2 separate regions of the Homo sapiens genome follow, and region 1 is linked to region 2. A link is an interaction called in ENCODE POLR2A ChIA-PET data of the cell type or tissue named here. Cell type or tissue: PC-3. All regions are shown on one strand. Each heading gives the region's core, and the rest is flanking DNA. Links, peaks and the distances in the headings are about the cores only.

Region 1 (8,000 bases), core at 1-8,000, 250 kb after region 2:
CATGAGAAGCAGATGGGAATGGGTCACAAAGTTGTTGGATAGGTCACAAAGGGCCAAGTTGCAGAAAGTGCTGGAAGCCAGGTGGACTTGCCGTGTTGGGCAGGGGGGAGCACGTAGGATCTTACAGGAGGAGTGAAGTGCTGAACTGGCACTCCACAATGCCCCTTGCCCAGCCCGCCCCAGGGCCTGCCTCCCAGCCCCGGTCCCCACCTCCCCGCTGCCCGGCACTCCCTTCCTCCCTCCCAGGTTGGGGACATTGGGCCACTGAGGTCAGGTCTTTGTTTGAAGGACAGATAATTAATCCCACAAAGTAATCCCCAGCACACTCTGGCAGATTTATGGAGGTCGCCTCTGTCCTGGGAACTCTGCCTCATCATCTTTCATTTCCCAGGCAAAGTGACTGACTTGTTATATCATAGGCCCCACGCCAACAGGAATTTCATTTAGGGGAGTTCTCCAGGTGGAAGGAGATTGATAACCCAGGCCTGGGCAGGAACCGATGGCAGTCCTGGGGCCGGGAGGGTGGGGAGCAGAGCAGGCATCGCCACCTCCTCTGTCCCCTAGCTGGTCTCCGTCTTTCTCCCAACATGGGGCTGGTTTCATGGACCTCACCTGTCACAGGCCACAGGGACCCGGATATCATCCAGTTGAGCCTTTCCAAGCCCCAAGATGAGAAAGCAGAGGCCCAGAGCTTGAGAAAGGGACTGTTTCCCACCTGGCTCTTGGGGCTACTCTGCCCCAGCTGTCCTCACCATTACTTCTCCCTCCCCACTCCCCACCTCATCCGCCCTGAAGCTGCCACAGGTACAGGGCTGTCAAGGACAGGGGCAGGGGCTCCTCAGAGCCTGCTGTGGTGGTCCTTGGAACCTACCTCCCAAGGAGGCTCCTTTCAGTGCAGGAGGGCAGTAGGGATTGGCAGGACCTGGCAGCTCATCCACCAAGCAGTGAGGAAGGAGAGGTGTGGCCCTGGGGGTCAGGGTAGTTGCTTCTGGTCTATTGGCTCTGCCTTTAGCTTGCTAGACAGTTTAATGGCTACCATTGTCCACCTTTGCAATACAGGACTTTGGACTTATTTGATAATTCATAAATATTTATCAGGCACCTCTCGTACTCACTGCTGGGGATATGGCCATGAACAGGACAGACAAAACTGTCGCCCTCAGAGCCTCTCTTCTAACAGAGTGTGTACTCTGTTGTATCCATGATCCCGCCCCACCCCCACCCTCAAAGGCGGGGTAGGCCCAGGCTGTGGGCAACTGGGAAGGGAGGGGAGGGCCTGGCCATAGCACAGAGAGTAGGGGTTGGTGTGGCAATGTGTAGGCAGGCACCAGTACCAGCCTTGCCAACTTGGCAGCTCCACGTCGACAGGGACCAAGCATGGTGGGGCTGGCTCCTTCCTGAGGCTCCACCCGGCCTTTCGTAATTAAAGCCGTAAGTCATCTTCCGACGGGAGCCTGTAGGCTGGGGAGGCCACAGCTGACCTTGCTTGGGGTTTAGTGCTGGGAGGGAGAGTGAGTACATCTGGGCAGAGGTTTGTAGAGGGAGCTGAAGATCAAAGGCTGCCCTCTGTTCTGGCCTAGGCTGGGGACAGTGTTTGGGCTCTGAGGCTCTGCTTGGTGCCAGGAGCAGTGCCAAGAGCTTCCTCCACAAGCAAAGAGGTTACTTCCTCTTTTCTATGAGTGCTGAGTCTCAAGCTTGCAAACACCCCAAGTGACGCCATCTGTCTGTAGCAGGACCCTTTGCTCCGGGCCCTCTCCAGGAGGGCCTATGCCCAGAGTTTGGAGTGGGAGTGCTATAGGGTATCCACTGCTTTGGAGCACTTCCCAGAGAGCCTGCCTTCCCTCCTGCCGACAGACTAGGGGTCTGTAACCCAGAACAGCTGATGGGGAAGGAGGCAGGGCCAGGAACCCATGTAATTGAGAAGGACACCAGGCCACGCATCTGTAGGGTGGCCCAGTGGGAAAGACCCAAAAGTCGCTCCTGTGACTTCTCTTTTTCAAAAAAGCGGCCAGAGGCTTTGGAAAGATTTGGGTTGTGGAGCCTCCTCCCTGGTCGAAAAGGCAAGGACGTCTCTCTTTTTCCTGTTTCTCGCTTGCTCAGCAGAAGTTTCTGCCTGTGTGAGCCAAGGGATGGGAGCGTCTTGGGACATCCCTCCCTATCTGGCTGGGCTCATTCATCAAGCATTCTCTGAACGCCTACTTGGTGTGGGGCACTGGGCCAAGGGCTTGGGACATAATATGACATCTGGGGCTGAGCCTCCAGCTGGGAGGATGAGGGCATTCTGGAGGCAGGCTGCCGGGATGAAATGGCCAACCACCCACCCCACCCCACACTCCACCCCACATCCCAGCCCGGGACCCCTGGCCTTTGTCAGAGAAGCAGGGCCAAGTTCACTGGCAAATGTGAAATATTAAATATTTAGAAAAGTACAGAAACCAACACAGCACACCCCCATGTATTCACCACCCTGATAACATTTGTTGACATTTTGCCATATTTGCTTTGGATCTTTTTTGCTCTTCTTTTTGTTCTTGTTTAAGAAAGGGAACATTGCAGCTATTGTTGAAGGCACCTTTTCTTTGATTTCAATCATCTCAGAGGCCTGTTCTGTGAGCGCTGAGCAGAAAAGGTAAAAACCTCTGATCCTGACGTTGGCTTCAAAAATGGCATCCCTGACTTGAATGTGGACTGTGTCTTAGGTGACATTGAGGAATCATTTATTTTATTTAGGGTGAAAATGGCATGTTTTGTTGCATTTTTGAAAGTCCTTATGAGAGATGCATACAGTATGTAAAGATGAACTGGGATTTCCTCTGTTAACACCGTGAAAAATTGGTAGTGTTGTGGGGGGTGATTTTAAGATAAGATTGGCAAAATTTTGATGATTGTTGCATCTGGGTGATGGTACCGAGAGCTTCATTGTGCTCTTGTCTCTACATTTGTGTTTCTTTGAAATTTTCCATAGTAAAACTTTTATGTGTGGTCCCCAAAGCTTCTCAAAGCAGACCAGAGAGCCACATCTGACCTGTGGCCTGGACAGGAGTCCAGACTTGAGCCAGACTTCTGGTCCACCCATCTGGTGCCAGTTCTGCTTCTAACGTGCTGTGTGTTGTTGACCAAGTTACTTCTCATCTCTGATTCTCACTTCTCCAGGGGATGAAGGAAAAGTTGGAACCTGCTAGGCTTTAAGCATCTTTCCATTTTCCACCTCTGACACTTGACACATCTAACTTGTATGCTCAGAGACTCCACTGGAGGGAAACTGTGGGAATAGTCCCATTTACACCTTCAATGTCTTTCCTTTTTTTTTTTTTTTTTTTTTTTTTTGGTGAGACAGAGTTTCACTCTTGTTGCCCAGGCTGGAGTGCAATGATGCGATCTCGGCTTACTGCAACCTCCGCCTCCCAGGTTCAAGCAAATCTCCTGCCTCAGCCTCCCGAGCAGCTAAAATTACAGATGTGTGCTACTACACCCGGCTAATTTTGTACTTTTAGTAGAGACAGGGTTTTACCATGTTGGCCAGGCTGGTCTCAAACTCCTGACCTCAGTTGATCCACCTGCCTTGGCCTCCCAAAGTGCTGGGATTACAGGCGTGAGCGACCGTACCCGGCCACACCTTCAATTTCTTCAGTGGGTTGGCCCACTGATGCTTTAGGAGATAAGCTTTGCAAAAAGGGCTCTGTGGTCAAATAAGTTAGAGAGACACTGCATCACAATTTCCTTGTGCTGGCAAATCACAATGCCCATGAGCACATTAAAGGCTCTGACAAGTCCAGCAGTGAAGATGTCTGTTGAGCATTTCCCAGATTTGTTTGACCGCAGAACTTTTTTTTTTTTTTTTTTTTTGAGACGGAGTGTCACTCTGTCACCAGGCTGGAGTGCAGTGGCACTATCTCAGCTCACTGCAACCTCTGCCTCCCGGGTTCAAGCGATTCTCCTGCCTCAGCCTCCTGAGTAGCTGGGACTACGGACACGCACCACCACGCCCAGCTAATTTTTTGTATTTTCAGTCGAGACAAGATTTCACCGTGTTAGCCGCAATGGTCTCGATCTCCTGACCTTGTGATCCACACGCCTCGGCCTCCCAAAGTGCTGGGATTACAGGCTTGAGCCACCATGCCCGGCAGACCACAGAGCTTTTAAAAGTTGACCTTTCCTATACCCCATGGTATCAGAGTTCCTGGGGAAACCCTGGCCTTTCTGTTTTCAGACTGGGGGCTCTGACTCTGTAGGACAAATTTGCCATCTTTTCTCATAAATATGATGACTCTGACTCATACTCACTCGAACCCAAGATGTTTGATGTTTTCCACATTGCTGAGTGGGTTTGTGCTTAACCAAATCTGTAGTTTTTTTCCTTCAGTCATGCCCTGACCAGAATCATCTGCTTTGATGTTATACTCTGAGTCACTGACCAAATGCCGGAAAACCCTCCAACATTAGGAAACTGGGCCTGGCACAATCTGCATCCTTTCTGGTGGAGCCTTCTAGAAGCATTGTTTCTAGGGAGGAGTAGGAGAAGGAATATAGGCATTGGCATTAAAGGCCATGGCTTCAAATCTCAGTGCGACCACTTACAAGCCTTATGACTTTTTCACCTCTATCCTCAGTTTACTAATCAATGAGGTCTAACATTTGTTGAGCATCTGTGATGTGCTGGACACTGTGCTGAACTAAGTAGGATTATTACCTGCTTTTATCCTCACATCAGCCCTATAAGATAAGAATTACTCCTCCCCTTTTTATGGTTAAAGAAACGCAAGCCCAGAGAGGGTAGATAACTTGCCCACGGTCACACAGCTAGTGAGAAGTAATGCTGAGGTTCGAACCCTGGTCCTAGCCACTGCAATATCTGCCCTTTCAAAAAGATCAGATCTCCCATGGCATCTTAAAACTGAAAACGTCCTGGGAATCTCCAGATTCCCTGAACCCCATCCCTCAGGGCCCCCTTGGAGGGTAACGGGGTGCTGGGTGTGCTGGACTCCACACCCCGTCATCTGCTTCAGCCAGGGCAACTAGCTCTGATTTTGGCTGTTTTCTATACTGGAGCTCTGTGTGAAATTTTGTCTGATACAAGAATCTGCTACTGAAACAAAGACATTTGAAAAACCACTGCCATGGAAAAGCCCCCTCTTTTTTAAACAGGAGAAAACCCTGAGGCCCAGAGAAGTGAAGTGACTGGCCCAGGGTCACAGCTGTCTTCTGAGCCCCAGGCAGATCTCTGTTCTCCCTTCAGGCATTGGAGCAGGGCCTGGGCTGGGTGGGCGGCGGAGGGGGGGGGGCTCTGCAGCCCCCAGGGGACCCCTCAAGGTCGGTCATTCGGGCTGGTTCAGCCAGCTGGTGGCCAGTTTCTATGAAGATAACTGTGTCTGAGGCTGGCTCCCTGAACCTCGTCCGACCACATCTATTTCTGGGCTGCAGAGTCCTGACGGAGCACAATTTGATTCATAAATTACCCGGCTCAAGGTGTGTGTGATGGGTTCTCCTTCCACAGATTTGAAAGTCATTCACTCTGGAACTTGCAGCACTTGGGGCGGGAGGGCAGGGGCAGCCGTGGCACTGTCAGGATTAGTGTTCATGGAGGAAAGATGGCAGGGAAGATGGAGAGGGCTCGGACAATCAGTGAGAGCCGCTCTGTACCAGCTCTGTTCTCCCAGCAGCCCCAGGAGGCAGAGTCTGTCAGTGTCCCTCTTTGGCAAGTGAGGAAACTGAGGCTCAAAGGCAAAGTCACTTGCCCAAAGCCACATAGCTAGAAGTAGTGGAGCTAGGATTTGAACTCAGTACCCTCTGAGGCCCACACTGCTTCCACATGATCTCAGTGATGCAAGACAAAGGACTGAACAGATGGCAGTTGGAGGGGGAGGCTGGACCCTGGGCAGTAGGATTTGGAGGGAAGTTTCAGGGGCACCAACCCTCTTTGTCCCACAAACTTCAGGGTGCACCTGTCACTGCCATTGCACCCCACCCTGCCCCGCTCTGCCCATCTTTCCTGCTTAACGTCATCCAGTCTGTGGCACTGCACAGCTCCACCTGCCCCAGGCACCCAGTTCACCATCTTTGACGCATCCTGACATGGGTTCAGCACTTTACAGTTTGTAAAGCATCTTCAGATTCCTTATCTCACTGAACCTCTAAACAGCCCTGTGAGAGGGGAAGGTATTCTCACCTCCAAAGAGGAAACTGAATCTCAGAATGTCCACAAGCCCCAAATGATGAAACCAGTCTCTTAAATTCACATCCACTCCTTTATGAGTTCTCCAGTCGGCTTCCTCATACATGTGCCTTGTCCTTCCCCGAAGATGACCAATCTTCCCCATTAGACGGTGGGCTCCCTGGGGGTATGACCCACCCCATACCTGGTACGGACAGGCCCAGTGGTAGATAGGTGGTCTCTGGTGTCCCCACTTCCCGAGAAGCTTCATCCCTGGGCCCATCTTTCCCATGTCCCATTGCTGGATTGGAGCCAGAGGAGGGGGTGACAACACGTCCAGGATGACAGACAGCGCGTGCCCCCTCCTCCTGCCATGGGCTTTCTTCTCCTTGGGCGTCTGATCACCGTCCTCTTTGTTTTCTTAAGTGTCTCTCCCACTCCTTCCTCCCTCCCCCTCCTTCCCTGGGACAAGGCCTTTCAGATCATCAAATATCAAACACTGCTTATGCACAGACTGAGATGGCTTTATCGGGGCTGTAAATCTCCCTGTGCCCTGACCTCTCTTGAGTGCCAAGCCTCGGGTGAGTTATGTGGGCCCTGCCCAGTGACAGGCAGAACAGACAGCCAGCCCTCTGGGAGGCACAGGCTGGGGGACCTGGGGCACCTTGGCTCCCACTCTTAGCCCAAGGAGAGACCCCAGTTGAAGGGAAGCATGGGTGTTTGGGCCTACCTGCCCCAGGCCCCGGAGGTAACCGGGTGCCAAGCAGGCAGCAGGGGGGGCCTCCTTTTCCTGCTCTCCTTTTCCTCACCTTGCTCACCTCCTGGCCAGACTCCGGGCCCCAGGGCTGAGGGAGCACCAGTCCCACACAGGAGAGGCAAGGCCCATGGCAGCCATGAGGGCTATGTGAGACCCAAAAGACCCAGGTTCTAATCCCAGCATGGTCACTTAGTAACCATGTATCCTTGGACATGTCACTTCACCTGACAGTGCCTCAGTTTCCTCATCTGATAAATGGGTAGCAGTGCTGGCTTCACACGGTATTTTGTGGATCCAGTGAGGTCGTGCATGTGAACAAACATGTGAAGCGCTTGGTCAACAGGCAGAAGCACGCATCTTCCCCATCTCTCAGGGGCAAGCAGCATGTGGACTAAGCCTGTAGTCTCTAGAGGCAGACAGGCTGGCCTGGAATCCTGGCTCTGTGACTGGCCAGTGGTGTGACTTCAGGCAAATCATTTAATCTCTCTGTGCCTCTGTTTTCTCACCTGTAAAATGGGAATAACAATAATAATGGAAGGCCAGGCATGGTGGCTCATGCCTGTAATCTAAGCAACATGGGAGGCTGAGGCAGGAGGATCCCTTGAGCCCAGGAGTTTGAGGCTGCAATGAGCTGATTGTGCCACTGCACTCCAGGCTGGGTGACAGGGTGAGATCCTGTCTCTAAAAATAAAAAATAAATAAAAAGAATTTTAAAAGCTAAGAGTGGAATAATGACGATGCCCTCACAGGAGGAGGCCTTGAGGAGTAGCTGACCAACTCACATGAAGTGCTGAGCACCTCGTCTGCCACGCAGCGGGCCCACAAGAAACGTCAGCCCTTGTTATTGCCCCTTTTCTCTCTGCCATCACCCAGTCCATGCCCTCGTCACCAGCAGGCTTTCCTGCCTCCAGCCCAACCCCTGCAGGAGCTCCTCAGAGCCAGACAAAAATCCAAACTGCTTCCTCCTCTGGGCATCAGCCTCTCCTGACAGCTTCCTGTGAACTCTCTGCTTCTCCTGCTGGCTCCCCACCTGGGAAGCCATGGTCCCACCTCCACCCTTTTGCTCAGGCCAGTCTCCCCAGCAGGAGTGCC
Region 2 (10,696 bases), core at 997-8,996:
TCTCAATTTGAGTTTACAAAGACAATAGCCCTAGCTACTTTGCCTGCATTTCTCCTAAGCTGCCACTAAATGATATCAATGGCTATGTTATGGTCGGTCCAGAAACCTGGGCTGCTGTTCGCCATGGCCTACTAAAACCTGAGGTCACTGATAGCAAATCTGTTTTGCCCAGTTCTAATCAATTTGTAGTGACTGCCAGATCTCTAGCTGGACAAGATTCTAAGGCAGGTCTGGCTTCAGGGAGGGTGCTGGGATTGATTAGTGATGTCTGCTCTGGGTGCAAGAGGAGAGAGGGCACCACGAGTGTCTTTTACATGCTGAGCCTGAATAGATCAGTCTTTCCAAACATATTATGTCATGGGGATATTGCAGTTATCTGTTACATAATATGATCCCAAAGCATAGTGGCTTAAAACAATACAAGTCATGAGTACTTCTCATGTTCTGGGGGTTATCGAGGTTCAGCTGTCATACTCTCTCCTGCAGTTGCAGTCAGATGGCAGCTGGAGCTGCAGCCATTCATATCCCCTCTCTCTCTCTCTTCTCTCTTTGTAGTGTCACATGTCAGCCTCAGGGTAATAGGATGGCTTACCCAGTGGCTGAGAACAAGGGAGAGGCTGCGTGGTTTTTACAACCTGGTCTTGGAAGTCATGTGCTGTCACTTTTGCCACACTTGACTGGTTTGGGCAGTCACAAAGCCCCCTTCATTTCAAGGGGACATAGATCCCACCTCCCAATGGAATTTGCACCCTTCTCCAAACCAAAGTGCAGTCTGGAAGAATGAGAAGGAGAGGGGCGTTGCAGCCCCTCTCACCAGCCAACTGGCCTTCACAGGCCTCACTCCTGCCTTCGAAGCTAGGGCCATAGTCAGTGTCCTAGCAGAGGGGGCACAGCCTGCGGAGACCGCCACCCCAGGAGGAGAGTAGAGGAGGGCAGAGCAGGGGTCCCGGCTGCGCCTCGCAGGAGAGAGGGTGTGTTGAGAGCCAGTGCAGGCAGGAGCAGGAGGCGAGGAAGAGGGGAGACAGCCGTGGTGGGGGGAGCCCTTGGCTCACTTATGGTTTTATCTGTCTACTCGCTCAGCCCGCCCAGAGGATGTGGGGCTGTTTGTCCAGCCCAGATAGCCTAGAGAGAGCTCCCAGCCCCTTCCAGTTCCAGAATCACCATCTGAACTATAGCAAGAGTGTAATGCCTCGATCACCCCTTGTCATGTCCCTTAGGCTGCACTGCAACCCAGGAGGGAGGCTGTGACATTGCCTCATTTTCCAGGTGGAAATCAGGAGACCACAGGGGCACCATGGGACAGCTGAGTCTGCCTGTTGCCTCTTCAGTGGTCTGGAGGTCCCACAGGCTGAAAGTACTCCTGGGCCATGGGTCAGGAGTGGCAGGGAACGTCCAGCCTCTGGGCTGTGAGAGAATGCTAGCCAATTAACAGTAGCACTTCTGAGCATTATATCCTGCAGATGCATTATCTCTTTTAACCCTCACGGCAGCCTAAGAGCTGGAAACTGCTGTGACCCTGGTTTGAGATGGGAAAACAGGCTCATGGAGGTGACTGGCCCAAGGGAAGGTGGCCATTAAGGATGGAGCCAGGCGGAGTGCAGTGGCTCAAACCTGTAATCTCAGCACTTTGGGAGGCCAAGTCAGGAGGATTGCTTGAGCCCAGGAGTTTGAGAGAACGCTGGGCACTATAGCAAGATACTGTTTCTACAAAAATAAATTTTTAAAAAATTAGCCTGGCACGGTGACACATGCATGTAGTCCCAGCTACTCAGTAGGCTGAGGCAGGAGGATCGCTTGAGCCGAGGAGTTCAAGTCTGCAGTGAGCTATGGTCACGTCACTGCACTCCAGCCTTGGCTAGAATGAAAGGGAGGAGTCAGGATTTGAACTGGGACCTTCTCACCCTACATCTGTGCTTGGAACCCCTGAGCCACCTACATCCTAGTTCCCCAGCTTTGCACCCACCCCTGCCCCTGCAGGCAGAACCACTCCCAAGATCCTTCTAGTGAGAGCCCTGTCTCTCCGGGATTCAGGCTGCTGCGATGGAAGGGGGTGGTTAAGAAGGGCTGGGTCTGTCTCCAGTGAGATGTGGGCCCCCAGGCCAGCTACCCTCTGAGATTGGGTCCCGGCAGATGGCTCAGCAGTTACAGGACATTCTCAGAGGGAATTAGCCCACCCCTGGCCTGCCCCTGCTCCTCCTAGGCTCTAGGAGAGGGGGCAAGGGCAATGCAGGAACATCCTCTGAGGCCTCCATCTGTTTCCAGGCTGTGGGAAGATGGTCTGGGGCTAAGCTGTTTTTTATTTAATGTGCGAGATTGAAAAGTCTCCTTTTCTCCCCTCCTGGAGAACCGTGGCTTTCCCGACTGGCTTATCCATAATCGCCAAGTGTTTTATTATGTTAAATCTGCAGCATCATAAATACTTATGAGGAGGATTTACATCTTGGAGACTTATGAAGAAATCATAAGTGGGGTCCTGAGCCCTCACGAGTCAGGGAGTCGGGGGACCGGCAACCTGGGTACTGGAGGCAGCCTCTCCAAGAGTCTTCACAGGACTGAGACCTGCCCCAGGGTCTTGGTCTTGAAGCTGTCCTCTTGGCCATGCCCTGTCTCCAAGTAGAACCCCAGACATTACAGCAGCTGAAAGTCTAGACTTTCCTAAGACCCTAAGAGCACGACTGTCCCCTGGGCCACTCTCCCTTCCTGGGTGGAAGCAGCAGAGAGGGAAGCCAGTGTCCTCTGTTCATGCCTGTGGACCAGGCTTGCAGCTGGCACATTTCATGAAGCTTGATGAATGTTGAAAATAGCCCTAGAGCCCACGGATGGAGGCTCTGGGCAAGAGTGGTTTATGCAGCAGATAATTAGCAGGCGGGAAGGAGACCTGTGCGGGTGAAGGGCCATGTAGGGGGACAGAGGAGGGGACAGAGCAGCGTTCCACACTGCATCGTTTCTGGAATGCATTTGGTATTGACCTCCTCCTCTCTGATTCCTCCCCAACTTTCCTGCCCTGGGGGTACCTGAGTAAGCAGTCCCCCAGCTCTCTGCAAAACAACCTTCCTGTTCAAGGAACTTATTACCTTGTAGCGACAGGCACACAGGAGGGCTCCCATGATGCTGCACCATTCCTGCTGGACTTTTTCCTGGCCGTGTCTGTGAGGAGGCAGTTAGAGGCAGAGGCCATTCCCGAGGCTGGCGGATGCTTCCAGCTGGACTTCCTGCCATGCTGAGGCAGCAGGGATCAAGAAGCAGACAGCCGCTGGGAGGTTCAGACCAGCATGAAACCTCCCCACCCCCGGGTGCTACTGATCTCCCTTGCTTGTCAATTTGTACATCCAGCAAATATTTACCCAGTGCCTGCCAGGCCCTGTGCCTGTGCTGGGGGAGAACAAGGCAGGGCTCTGCCTTTGCAGCGCGCCTCATCTTTCCAGCCTGGCCTTTGCCTCCTTCTTGCCCCAAGGAACTGGTTCAAACTTCTTGGCATTTGTTCCCAACCTCTCTCTCCACTTGAATTTTTTCAGATTTAGAATCATTAGCTGTTAGGGACCTTAATATTATCGGGTCTAGCTGCTTCTTTTTAGAGATGAAGGGACTGAGGCCCAGAGAGGTTGAATATTTGTCAGGGGTTACACGGAGAGCCGATGACAGAGCTGGGCAGGGCTCCGGTCTCCTGACTCAGGCTCCATGCCCTGCTGGCCCTTATCTTGGGAGTGGGTGGGACAGCTCCAGCTGCTAGGAGAGGGTGGGGACACTGTGTGACAGAGCTGAGTGTGTAGGACCACCTCGAGCATCAGGGGTAAGTCTTGACTGCTGGCCTCCAGGGCCCCTGCTGTACTCTTACGATAGATGCTCCGGGCCGCCAAGGGTCCAGGTGTCTACCTGGCTGCCCAACAGCTCCTGTCCAGGCCAAAGCCCCTGCAGACCTTGAGAAGATGTGTGTCAGTGTGAGGTCTTCATGGGCATCTTAATGCAAGGTTCCCCACAAGCAGGCCCTGAAACAAGGATTCAAATGCGAGTAGTTTATCTGGGAGGTGAAGGTGGGAGAGTATGGAATGGGGACAGGAAAGGGAAGGCAGTCAGCAGAGGATGCCTTATCAAGTCAGCTCCTTCAGGAGGGACAAGAACACAGTCCTGCTGGGGATCTTGGAGAGCCAGTGTGGAGCATGGCTGAGCAGGAGGGAGCTGGGGTATTTATGTACCAACTTCCCTAGTCATTGGTTGAAGGCTGCTCTTAGGAGGTGTTCCTTACCTGTCACTCCCAGGTAAGTAACACCACTCCTGGAGTTGTAAAAGGGAGGGCACATGGGCAGGACACCAGCAGCATTGCTGTAGCTTCTGACCATATCATTCCCAGCTTGAAACCCTGATGTACCTCTTTGCGTTAGTGGGTACTTTGAGTACCCACAATAAAAGGATGTCCTCTTTAAGTGAAAATTAAAGGCAGGTCCACCTTTAGGCATCTTTGGATCTAGGGGATCTCCTCTGCACCACCCCTGGGCTCCGTGTGTCTCTGCATGGCTTTTCCTCCATGTCTAGCCTCGCCCTACGCAACTGGCTAGATGGCAGCCAGCAGCCCCAGACACAGTCTCGGCAGTGAGCTTCTCTCCACGGCTCCCATGTAGCAGTCCCAGGGAAGACTTAAAGATCCTATGTGGGTCACATGCTAATTCCTAACTCAACCCCAGGGTCTAGGAGCAGGCAACACTGACTGCCCCAGGCTGCGTCACATGCCTGTTGTTTGTGGCTGTGTGGGTGTGGGTGTGGGCAACCTGGCTGACCACCTCCCCAGGATGACTAGGCGAAGGAATGTTCTCCCAGGGAACATTGTGCTGGCAGACAAAGGCCCCACACCCCGCCCTCCTCCAGGACATGAGTCCACGCCTCTCCCCAGCATCACCTCTGTGCTCCTCTGCTCGCATCTTGACTACAGCCAGAGTCCATTTGCAGCTCCCTGAACATGCCTCACTCTCTCTCCCAAGACACATGCACTTATATCCTCCCATTCGTCGTTACCATCCAGCATAGACATTGCCTCCAAATGGCCTTCCACGATGCCCAGGGTGGGTTTTGTGCCCCTCAGATGTGCTGTGTGATGCCCTGGGGCCTCCTGATGGAGCACCTACCACAGTGAGATGACATATCTGTTGCTGGTCTGTCCCGTGTCCTGGGCATCCAGCATAGTACTGGACACACAGTAGTTGCTCAATGCACATTTGCGGAATGACCACACCATTGAGTACACATGTTAACAGACTGAGTGATGGGCTGGGGCTCAGCACACCTGGGTTCTCATCCCAGCTCCCTACAGACTCACTCCACAACCTTGAACTGTCCCTTCATTTCTTGGGCTTCCTCATACCCCTTAGAAAGCAGTGACAGCACCTGCTCTCCCTTTAGCTGAGGACCAGAGGGAAACTCAAATTAGCCTGGGGCCACAAAAGCACTTTGAAAAAATTCCTTTCTTGCTTTTCTTGCTCATCATTTCACACCTACGTGTGTGTGTGTGTGTGTGTGTGTGTGTGTGTGTGTATTTTTCCTACCTTTCAAGTTTTTCTTTTTTTAATTAAAAAAAAGTATGTAATCTGGCTTTTCTCCCAGCCCCCTCCCACTGGTTAGCAGGAAAATTAACTACACATCCAATCCGGTTTAAAGCTTAGTCTAATCTGATGATTTAAGCAGCCCCTTGAGATGATGTTCTTGCTTCCTAGAATAAAAATGTGCAGCTTCTCAGATAGAATCCTTCCCTGCTTTTCTCCCCAGGCCAGTATGGGGGCTGGGAAGAGTACATGGCTCATATGCAGGCATGGTGCTGGGGAGTGTGGGGGTTCCCTTGGCCCCAGGCAGCACTAACTTGGCATCACCTGCTCCCCATGATGACTGAGGCCATCACAGGAGGATGCCCCTGCCCTGGCCACCACTTCTGTGCCATCCATATTTCCTCACTCCAGGGGAGGCAGTAGAGCATCATTCTGAGAACTGACCAGAGCCAGGCCTCCTGGGTTCATTGCTGAGTGACTTTGAGCTAGTTCCTCAGCCTCTCTGATGTCAGCTTCCTTATCTGTATACATGGGATAGGTACGAATACCTGTCTTACAGAACCGGTGTAACAATCAAACACACTGGCATACAGAAAATGCCTAGAAGAGTGCTAGAAAAGTATGCATTAAACACTGTTTGAGTGTTTGCTATGGCGACGATGATGATGAAGATGACGACGATGATTTTCTTTCCTTCTTCCCTTTGCCCCCAAACCTCCTGCTAAGTTTTGGGGAAAGGAAGCTCAGTGGGTGGCTGCTCTGTTTAAACACTAGACAAAGCCAGCAGGAGCTCAGCCCTGTGGCAGGAAGAGCAGGGGTTTGCCTTGAACATCCTGGTGTCCTCGTGTCCTTGAACCTCACAGCAAGGTGAAAAGCAGCAGAACCCACTGAGCGCTGGCCCTGAGCCAGGCACTGCCGCTTGCACCCCACACTGCTCACCTCTTCAGCCTCACCCCCCTGTGAGTTGAATCAACTCTCCCCATTGTACAAGTTCAAAAGCTGAAACCAGAGCAACTGAGTCCCTTACCCAAGGCCACACAGCTAGGGAGCCGGGAAGGCAGGATTCGAGTGCAGGCCTCTTGACTGCAGAGTGAACAGTCCTAACTGCTAAGCTCGCCTGCTTCCCTTAAGGTGGCTCACCAGCCCCAGCCCACACAGGAGCCCCGAAGGGGTGTCTAACTGCTTCTGGCATCCTCGCCCCAGGGTTGCAGTCCACATCCGTGTCCTGGCCTCACTGACGGTCATCCTGGCCATCTTCATGGTGATAACTGCACTGGTGAAGGTGGACACTTCCTCCTGGACCCGTGGCTTTTTTGCGGTCACCATTGTCTGCATGGTGATCCTCAGCGGTGCCTCCACTGTCTTCAGCAGCAGCATCTACGGCATGACCGGCTCCTTTCCTATGAGGAACTCCCAGGCACTGATATCAGGTGAGAGCCAGGGTCCGGGCAGCTGACCAGGTTCATCCACCCAGGAGTCATGGGAGGGAGCCAGAGATGAGCATGTGGTGGCCTTTTCTGAAAAGGAAATGGCATGGGTGCTGATTGTGTTTCAGTCATCTAGTGTTGTAGAACAACAACGGTCATTTCTACTACTCACAAATTTGCAGCTTGGACAGGAGTTTGCAGGTGTAGCTCTTCTCTTCTCCCCATGGCATCAGCCAGCATAGCTCGACGGGGAGCGGAGGATCCAGTTCCAGGTGGCACGCCCTCCTGGCTGGCGTGTTGATAGTGGCTGCTGGCTGGAAGCTTAGCCAGGGCTGGGCTGGGGCCAGGGACTTCCGTTCCTCTCTATGTGGACCTCAAATGGCAACTTTGACTTCCTCATGGCATGGTGTCTGGGTTGCAAAAGCCGGCATTTCAGGAGATCCAGGCAGAAGCTTTATTTCTGATTTAGCAAAAGAAGCCACATAGGGTCAGTTCTGCCATAGCCATAAGCTCACCCAGACTCAAGACAGATGGACCCACCTCTGGGAGAGTATGAAAGTCTCCCACCGTGACTGTGAGAAGGTAGGCAGGAGGGGAGACAGAGTCGCAGCTATTTTTGGATAACATGGTCTGCCTACAAAAGGCAATTCCTGAAACCAGCCTTCCTCCCTTTCCTTCCCTCCTTCTCCTATTCCTCTCCTATTTTTCCTTTTCCTTATCTTTCTTCCCCTTCTTGTCTCCTTTCCTTCCTTCTGTCTTTTCTTCCTTTCTGATTTTATAGAGGACCTGCTATGTCCTGGGGATGCAAAGATGAACAAGCACCAGTCCCCTCGGAGCTGATGGCTCAGTGAATAAACTCTCACCCCCAGCACCCCCAAGCTTTGGTATCCCGTGGGTATGCCTGTGCACGACGTGGGCCGACCCCTCTAGCTGATGTTTGATGCTGATGTTGATGAGCCTGTTCCGGAGGCCTTGGCACTTTTGTTCTCTAAGCTGGAGACACACACATCTCTCACCCAGATGACCCAGCCAGGTAAAAAGGAGCGGGTCAGGAACCATTGGTGCTTTGCCAGGAGGCCACAGTCCCTGGGAGCAAGACTGGAGGTTCTGCTGCTGTGTCTGCCCTTCCACATGCCCCTGTTATGCAGAGGAGAGCTCTAAACATTTGCCCACTGACAGCAATTTCACAAGGAACCTGTGCTGTGCCCCTTAGTTAATAATGCCAGGAAGCATGTGGCCAGGATGACAATACTTTGACAAGGGTATGTCCCTTCCCCACTCGAGCCAGTGCCAGACATCACTGGTGGATCTCTATCTTTCATCCTGAGCTTCTAAATCCTTCTCAGCGCAGCACTTGAGGCAGTTACTCTCAGCAGATCAGAGTCTAGATGTGAGCTTCAATCTGTTTGCCATTTCTGAGATCAGATTAGGCTTCTGGCTGTATCCTGGGAAACACTTGGGCCTAAGATAAAATAAAAATGGACTTGTTGCTAAGTTTCCTGGGTGCAGGCAACATGCATCAGCGATGCTTTCAAACGGGCATTTCTGGACTGAAGGCAGTGGCCACTGGACATGGGATTTAATTCCTTCTGTCACCGCCATCTCAGAAGGAGGCTCTTATCCCCTTAGTTCCTTCCATCCTTGCTGGCAGGCTCTCCAGGAGCCAGTGACCAAACTCACCATTTACATTGGCAAGCGGTCCTCGGGTTAATCTGTCCACCTGTGATCTTCTAGGGATGGGGAGTCTCCTATGGATTTTTCAGAAAGTCCGTTCAGAAAAGTGGGGAAGTTTAGTACTTCTACGCCAGTATTAATGACCCTGAGTCTAAACCGTGGTCACCACTGTATTGGGCCCTCGTGGGTGCCCAACACCCTGGAAAATCAAGGTGTCCCAGTCTTCCAGAGGCCACAAGACCACCTCGCCAGCCCCACTTGCTTTTTTCCAGCACAGCCCGTCTGTGAATTCCGCACGCGTTGGCATCTGAGGAACAATTCATTTGTTTTGCGCTGGTGTTTTTTTAAACCCCTCATTTGCATGTATTTCCATAACTGATGAGATAAAAGTGGAGAGTCATGAAGGATGAGCTCCCGGAGGCCTGGTTTGTTGTTGATGATAATATTGTAAATTCTCTACAAGTTGGAAAGAGAGAGAGGAAAATCAGTAGGCAGTGATGTTAAGATCTCCTCCTTGGGGCAGCTGGGGAGTGTCTTACTGAGTTTAACCCCAGTTCTTGCAAAATGTCTAGGCGGGGATTACAGCTTCTCAGAAGTGGGCATCCTCTTGGCAAAGGGTTTACCCGTTGTTGCTGCTTTGATGTGGGAAGCACAGAAATAGCCAAGCACCTAACTGGGAATCAGAAAGGATTTGTTTGGTATTTGGCACTTCTCCGCACCAGGCAGGCTTCTGAGTGCTTCACGTGTAATAATCCTTTTAATCTTCATCACAGCCCTACGAGGTGGGTATTATTAACACCCCCATTGTATAGATGAGGATACAGAGGCACAGTGAGGTTAAGGGACTTGCTGAAGGTCACACAACTAGAAGAAGTAGAGCCAGGTTTGGACTCGGATGTTTTGATTCTGGAGTCTGAGTTCCTAATTACAGTGCTAATTTTTATACCTTTGCCCTCCCTCAAGTACTACCCAGGCTAATAGAACTTATGGTGGAGAGGCTGGGGAAAGGATCCTCCGTCAGACCAAGGGCTATTCTCTGTAGAGCCATAGAGGCCACAGGCAGAGCATGGGGAGCCGTGATGGTGCGCACGGTGGACGGGGCCTGACTGTCCCCCTTCCCCTCTGCTTCGTGCAATAGTGGGCAGGAAAGTGGTGCTGTGTAAGAGCTGCCTGATGGAGACAGAGCAGGCCATGCCCACACGGACCCAGCCTTCTTCCCACCTCTTCAGGAATGGACATTCTGATCCTCTGAAGTGGGCAGGTTCATCCCGCCAGTCAACCCAGCTCATCCATCAGGCCCTTCCCGCATTGATGGTGATGGTGTTGGCCTTGTTGTCAGTGCTTTTCCACTCATCGTCCTGTTTCCACCTCACTACGGTCACCTGTGATGAACAGGACAAGTGTTAGCCCCACTTTCCAGGCAAATAAACACAGGCAGGGAAGAAAGTAAGTGATCAGCCCACGCTGGTGCCAGTGTTCCCAAGCAATGCTGCACACAGACCTTCTGACTCATGGCCAGCACAGGAAGATGACCCATGGCTGTGAGGGTTCGAAGGAACAGAAAGACATGTCTGCTGCCTCCCAGAAGCAACAATGCAGTCGTGGCGAGGCAGGGCATAGCGTTTGTTGAAGTCTACTGTGTGCCAGGCCCTTTGTGAACATCTCAGTCAGTCCTCAAAGCAACACACAGGGCAGGGGTTGTTATTCCCATTCTATAAGCGAGCAAACTGTAAAGTCAGAGAAGCCACGTTACCCCTAGGGTCCCAGCTAGCAAGTAGCAGAGTCCAGGGTGACACGTCCATCCGCCTGACTCCTAGCCCCGTTGGCACCCGAGTAGGTCGTGTGGCCTCCTCTGTTAGGTAGCAGTGAAAGGTGTGGCAGCCACACGGTCTCACAGGTAATGTGTGTCAAAGCCATTGGCAAGGAGAACATTCCATGTGGTGGGGTGGTTGCGTGCTTGTGTGTGCATGTAGGTGTATGACTGTGTGTGTGAGTGTTGTATGTGTTACACATGCATTCACATGTGCATGGTGCCACAGCCGCCTTGGGGTACACAGTAGGTTC

What was found. ChIA-PET counts read pairs that join two places held together with the same protein. Peaks named below come from ENCODE experiments on the same cell type or tissue, not always from the same donor. Only the 100,000 strongest peaks of a DNase experiment are listed, where the experiment ranks them.
Region 1: POLR2A ChIA-PET joins it to region 2 with 29 read pairs; 4 of 35 experiments call an interaction of 5 or more read pairs at or near these places.

The regions. Positions count from the first base shown.
Region 1 is chr10:71,596,690-71,604,689 of GRCh38, forward strand. The region is part of intron 9 of CDH23 (cadherin related 23); the gene reads left to right. Among named protein-coding and RNA genes, the nearest start is that of CDH23-AS1, 89 kb to the left of the region's middle. In PC-3, for the core only: no CTCF peak of the experiment used is centred there; no DNase peak of the experiment used is centred there.
Region 2 is chr10:71,344,828-71,355,523 of GRCh38, forward strand. SLC29A3 (solute carrier family 29 member 3) reads left to right here. Exons shown (of 6, transcript NM_018344.6): 4 at 6,735-6,961. It overlaps LOC105378353 (a long non-coding RNA gene), which reads right to left and starts at 3,240. Exons shown (of 3, transcript XR_946051.3): 1 at 3,075-3,240. RefSeq lists enhancers at 1-114, 821-1,526, 6,126-6,626, 6,627-7,127. In PC-3, for the core only: no CTCF peak of the experiment used is centred there; a DNase peak (open chromatin) is centred at 4,794.